Linked DNA regions of Mus musculus: region 1 is linked to region 2. A link is a loop called in an ENCODE intact Hi-C map of the cell type or tissue named here. Cell type or tissue: left cerebral cortex. All regions are shown on one strand. Links, peaks and the distances in the headings refer to the core of each region. The heading gives the core; the rest is flanking DNA. Region 1 has its middle 25 kb from the start of Gm31223. Region 2 overlaps Gm31223 (predicted gene, 31223).

Evidence for each region. Peaks named below come from ENCODE experiments on the same cell type or tissue, not always from the same donor. Only the 100,000 strongest peaks of a DNase experiment are listed, where the experiment ranks them.
Region 1: it touches region 2 in a loop (5-fold over the local background); 2 of 42 quality-filtered maps call a loop at or near these places.

What each region holds. Positions count from the first base shown.
Region 1 is chr8:80,922,864-80,925,779 of GRCm38, reverse strand. No RefSeq gene overlaps it. Among named protein-coding and RNA genes, the nearest start is that of Gm31223, 25 kb to the left of the region's middle. In left cerebral cortex, for the core only: a CTCF peak has its summit at 1,580 (motif pointing left); no DNase peak of the experiment used is centred there.
Region 2 is chr8:80,975,958-80,978,873 of GRCm38, reverse strand. All of the region lies in intron 2 of Gm31223 (predicted gene, 31223), which reads right to left. Among named protein-coding and RNA genes, the nearest start is that of Gm31223, 28 kb to the right of the region's middle. In left cerebral cortex, for the core only: no CTCF peak of the experiment used is centred there; a DNase peak (open chromatin) is centred at 1,461.

The DNA of each region.
Region 1 (2,916 bases), core at 209-2,708, 53 kb after region 2:
TGCCACCTACCCGTATTCCCCCAACACATAGGCATCCTTCCCAGGATGTAAGGAACTTTTCATTCCAGCCTAAGTAAAGAATCGAGAAGAAACGTTGGTAAGACAAAAAGGGATCATTAGAGACTCAAGACTAAAGAGAAACTGTGTTGTGGCTTTTCCCTTTCTTTCTGGATTATCTCCTGCTCTCTTCCATGAAGCCAGATAATTGAGGTTAACCTGGAGCCTTACAACGTCTCTGAAAGCTAGGTATTAGTCTATTTTTATAGATGATGAAGATTTTAAGTCTCAGAGGTTAAGCAACTTGCCTCAGGACATACAGGGAGTTGCTGCCAGGGCTCGGGCTCCTCGCTCTCACTTACCCCGAGTAAGACACTCCCCTCCCAGGAAAGCAAAGAGCAGCCCAGATGATGGGAACCTTCCCTTTCAAAGCCTTAAGTAACCAGTGAGGTATCTGGGCCCAGCTAAGCTGCCTGTACTTGATCAGCTACCTTCCGAAGGCTGCACTGTATTCTTACCCTCGTGTCTAGTAGCTTTCAGGGCCCAGGAATGCTGTTGTGTGCACACTCATGCACATGTATTGTGTCTACTCGAAGCACACACACACACATGTTAGAGAAAGAAAGAAAGAAAGAAAGAAAGAAAGAAAGAAAGAAAGAAAGAAAGAAAGAAAGAAAGAAAGAAAGAAGGGAGGGAGGGAGGGAGGGAGGGAGGGAGGGAGGGAGGGAGGGAGGGAGGGAGGGAGGGAGGGAGGGAGGAAGGAAGGAAGGAAGGAAGGAAGGAAGGAAGGAAGGAAGGAAGGAAGGAAGGAAGGAAGGAAGGAAGGAAGGAAGGAAGGAAGGAAGGAAAAGAAAGGGGTAGGCATAATGATCCACACACGTAATCTCAGCCCCAAAGGAGTAGGTTCCTAGGGCTTATAACAAGCCAATCTACCCAAGGCAGCAAGGTCCAGGCCCATCAGAGAGCCTCTCTCAAGAAACCAGGGTGAATGACTGCGAGGGTGGTCCACTGGGCTTCACACACGTGTATATATGTGCACCTATATGAGTACACACACACACACACACACACACACATCAATAACAACAACAACACTAATAACGGTAAACCCTGATTTCATTAGTTCTGATTCAGAAAATAGAAACTGTTATTCCTATTTTGTTCCCTATTAAGTTGAGAAAGCTACAAGTAAGCAGCTTGTTCAAGGTTACTGACCTGGTAAATGATAGAACCTGAATTCCAACCACAGGCATTCTCTCTAGTTAGCCTTCAGTCTTCCTTCTATATGGATATCTATAGTGAAGGTCGGTTGTTATACATGTTTCTTTATAAATATTAGATGTAGGTTGGAAAGACGCAGCCAGAGAAGTCTGCACATATATGATGGTGCAGAAACCTTTACCTCTGTGCCTCACGCTCAAACTGTCCCACTTCATGCGTTAGTGCACCTCATGTGTTAGTCCCACCGCTGGGACAAAATACTCGAGTCGAGGTAAACACCTTAAGAGAGGAGAGGCGCGTTTGTCTCACAGTCTCCGAAGGTTCAGTTCATGCTCAGCTCCATCTACTGCCTACAAAGAGAAGGGCAACAAGCTCCCAGGCATGCCACACTTCTACCCAAGGCCAGAACAGCTGGTGGAGACCCCATTCCCAGAGCCCTGCTAGCATCCTCCTGGGGATTCTAAAGCTCCAGGGACTCTTTCAATAGACAGGCGACTTCAGGCTCATCTCTCAGTCACACAGAAACAAAAACAAGTTTCATTTCCTTCCTGCAGATGTTCCAAGAAATAGGGGACAATATCATTCAGAGCCACTCCCCTCCCACCCACCCCCACACCCTGGTGTCTCTAGTGGTGCTATTTATTTCGTCTGTTTGTTTTGAAATAGCCTTATGTATCCCCGCCTGCCTTAGAACTTAACCTTATGACTAGCAATGATCTTGAACTTTTGATCCTTCCTTCTCTGCCTCCTGAGGCTGGAATGCCAGGTGTATACCACCCCATGCAGCTGACCTCCAATAGGACGTTAAACTCAGAGCTTTGCACAAGCTCGGCACATGCTCTACTGAAGCTACATCTCACCCTGTACTCTCCGTTTTGATGACCTAATTATTGACATAACTTTCAGTGGAGAAGTAGGGTCAGACTGAGATATGCCCCTCACAAAGTTTGCTATATACTTTGCAAAACTATTTAGCAGAAAATTAAAGAATTCACTATAAAATAGTATGGAGACTCTTTACCTTCCCAGAGAACCATGCACAGAAGTGATCAACACACACAAGAGCCATTCTCCTTTATCTTTTTCTTGAGACTCATGGTTTTGGTTTGGTTCGGTTTGGCTTGGTTTTCGGTTTTGTTTTTTTGTTTTTCGAGACAGGGTTTCTCTGTATAGCCCTGAATGTCCTGGAACTCACTTTGTAGACCAGGCTGGCCTTGAACTCAGAAATCCGACTGCCTCTGCCTCCCAAGTGTTGGGACTAAAGGCGTGTGCCACCACTGCCCAGCAAGACTTAAGGGTTTTGAAAGTGCTTTTAACCATACAACTAAAGGTTAATTCTGTAGTACGTTTGATGTTTGAGCTTTTTTTTTTCATTTTAATCTCAAGTGACATACAACTAAGAAACATATACAAACCATGACTGCTGCATAGTAATACATAACGTTTTAGAGATTGGGACACAGAATATTTTTAGCTTGGAACCTTTTGGGGGAAATACCCGCAATGTGATGAATTTCTTGCTCCAAGATGCCCCGATTAATGAACAGAAACTGCCTGAAGAGACCGGGAACCACATCATGTCTGGCAAGACCCAGGCAGGGTTCTTTGGAAAGACCAAAGAAATTTGCCAAGCCCAAAGAAGCCAGGCCTCTTCTACTGACAGCTGGTCCAGTTCCCGGGAAACGCCTTGGGCTTGGG
Region 2 (2,916 bases), core at 227-2,726:
ATGCACTAAGCCTCATTTGCATGTTCCTCATCTGATTGGCTACTCTCTCTCAGTACCTCACAGAGCCTCATTATCATACCTCATTTGCATGTCTCACATCCGATTGGTTACTCTCTTAGTACCTTACAGAACCTCATTATCATGCATCATTTGCATGTCTCACATCTGATTGGTTATACTCTCAATACCTTACAGAACCTCATTATCATGCCTGGGCCAGGCAGTGTCTTTGCAAAAAACTTTACTGCATATGTACACATAGGTTGTTTGTCCAATCTTATGCATGGTGGCCAGCAGTAGTCAGTGCCACTCAGCAACGGTACATGTGGCTTCCCACATTTTATGATGGTGTTATCTACAGAAATATTTTCTTTTCACATACTAGCCCTTAAGTGCTGTCCTGCTATACATGAGGATTGGATGCTCTTTCTGTGCCCAGCACCATTTTAAAAAAAAAAAAAATGGTACAACTTGTCCAGTTACCTGAAGTCACCACTTCGCTACTTCTTTTGTTCAAGATGTATACGTTACATAGTATTGTCTATATACTCTAGAGCACTTTTAAGATGTATACATTACATAGTATAGTCTGTATATTCTAGCGCACTTTTAAGATGTATACGTTACATAGTATAGTCTATATACTCTAGAGCACTTTTAAGGAAGTGTTTCAAAGGCAATAAGATTTGTATGTAGCGTCTTTTCTCAAAAATGCTATTCTGTAGGGCCTGAGGTCTGTAGTTCAGCTTGCAGAGTGCTTTGTCTAGCAGGCACAAATCCCTGGGTTTTATTCCCAGCACCCATCTTTAAACCAGTCTTTAATGGTCCACATCTTTAATCTCAGTGCTTGGGAGGTAGGAGCAAGAGGATCAGGAAGAAGTTCAGGTCATCGTCACCAACATAGAAGTTCAGAATCAGCCTGGGACAAATAAAATCAGGTCTTAATCTGCTTTATATATTTCACTGCTATCAACAGTGTTTCTGTTGAGTTTGGATTTCTGAAACTATTCCTGAGGTGCAAAAGGTGAGGTTATTTATGTTTTAAAACACCCAAGAAGTGTGAAGTTACTAAAGCTTGAGGGACGTCATAAGTCAGGATTAGAAAACACTCTAAATGAAAGTTAATTATTTTACCAAGTCCTTTGTTAGAAATGAATGGACCTCAAAATGAATAGAGGATTTCTTTTTACAAAAGGATTCAAAGTAAACGGTGCTTTAAAAAAAATGCTTATTAAACTGCAACTTTCCCAGGCAAAGAAGAAATTCCTACAGAAGTAATTTTCAAAGACAAGAGAACTGACATTTCTATAAAATCAACAATCTAAGTTTCAGGCATTCAGAAGTTATGTAAAACCTTTAGCCCCGATGTTACATAACCAGTGTGGCTTTAACATTAAAAATAGAATCTAAGAAGTCAGCCAAGTGTATTGCCAGCTCTCTCAATGTCTGTTATGGCCTGCAGTTGTTTTTCCTCTTGATATATTTTGCCTTGTGTACTACACAGCAACACACCCTTCTGCATTGATTTGGGGTATGAAAACATAGGCTTTCATTTGTTGTTTTCACATTCCACTAATGTTAAAATCACTTGGAAGCTGGGTATACAGTCCCATACCTTTAATCCCAGCCCTCAGGAGGCAAAGGCAGATGGATCTCTGAGGTCAAGGCCAGTGTGGTCTACATTGGGAGTTCCAGGACAGCCAGGGCTATGAAGAGAGTCCCTGTCTCAAAAAAACCACAAATCAGTTGGGAAGTTTTTTTTTTTTTTAAGTACTCCAGGTTCAGGCCTCCCTCAATCCAGACTAATGTAGCACTGGGCATCTGCATTTGAGGATGCAGTTTTAATAAGAAAGCTGCTTGAGAGCTGCTTGGGGCCAAGGTGGGGGTATTAATCCTTCTTCCTAGGGCTTTTCCCTAGGAAATTAGTACAATGCTAAGTGTTGTCTGTGTGCTGCATAGTGGGTGTCTGCCCATAAACATCAGAATGAGTATTTTTCCACATCTTAAAAATTAGTTGATAATCAAAACTGGAGGAGCAGTGACAGAAGGAAATAGACTTTCCCAGAGCACACATTAGTAAAGGCTGGAGGTAAGCCCCATGGAGCATTTCTAGTGGGCCTGGTCCTGCTGCCCTCTACTCTTCTCCCTGCTTTCCATGACTAGTTCCTGGTCAAGGAAGAGAAGGCTTAGCAGTAGAAGGGAAACTTTGAAAGAGTCTGATTCTACTTCATTTATTGTGTGGCTAATAGAACAAAATCCAATAAACATTGAGGAAAGTAAATTCATAGTGATCAAAATTATCATTCAAAGTCAGGAAGACATGTTTCCACTCACAAGTGAAAACCGATTAGATCCAAAAAATGAATGGAAAAGAGGGAAGCTGCAAACTAAAAACTTAAATGTAAAGGAAATCATGTGGAGAGAAATGGAAGATCCAAGGATTAACTGAGGCCTGAGACTAAGCTCACACCAAGGCCACCGCTATCTTGTTACTTAGAAGCAGTGATGGAGAAAACCCTAAACACAGCTAGAGGAGAACATACAGAAAACCAAGTTCAGCAGACTCTCCTGCCCCCAGGCCACCTTTGCATGAAGCTAAACTGAAACACTAGTCCCTGCTGACTTACATACTCAGTTTTTATGCTACTATGGCATCCTTGAGTGCTTGTGGCAAACTGTCAGTAGCATAGTTATCAGAGTACTTTACAGAAAACCTCTGACTCAAAGAATGGGCGATGTCAGAGAGCACTCAAGCTTGAAGGTGGTTATAGGACATCTGTAAAACCTGGAAAGAAAAACTCCAAGTGAATGTAGCCAGGGAAATAGAAGTATTAGTTACTGTTTTTATTGATGGCAAACACAGAACAAGCACCCTGAACAAGGAAGGACTTGCTCTGACTTAGCTTGACAGTGTGG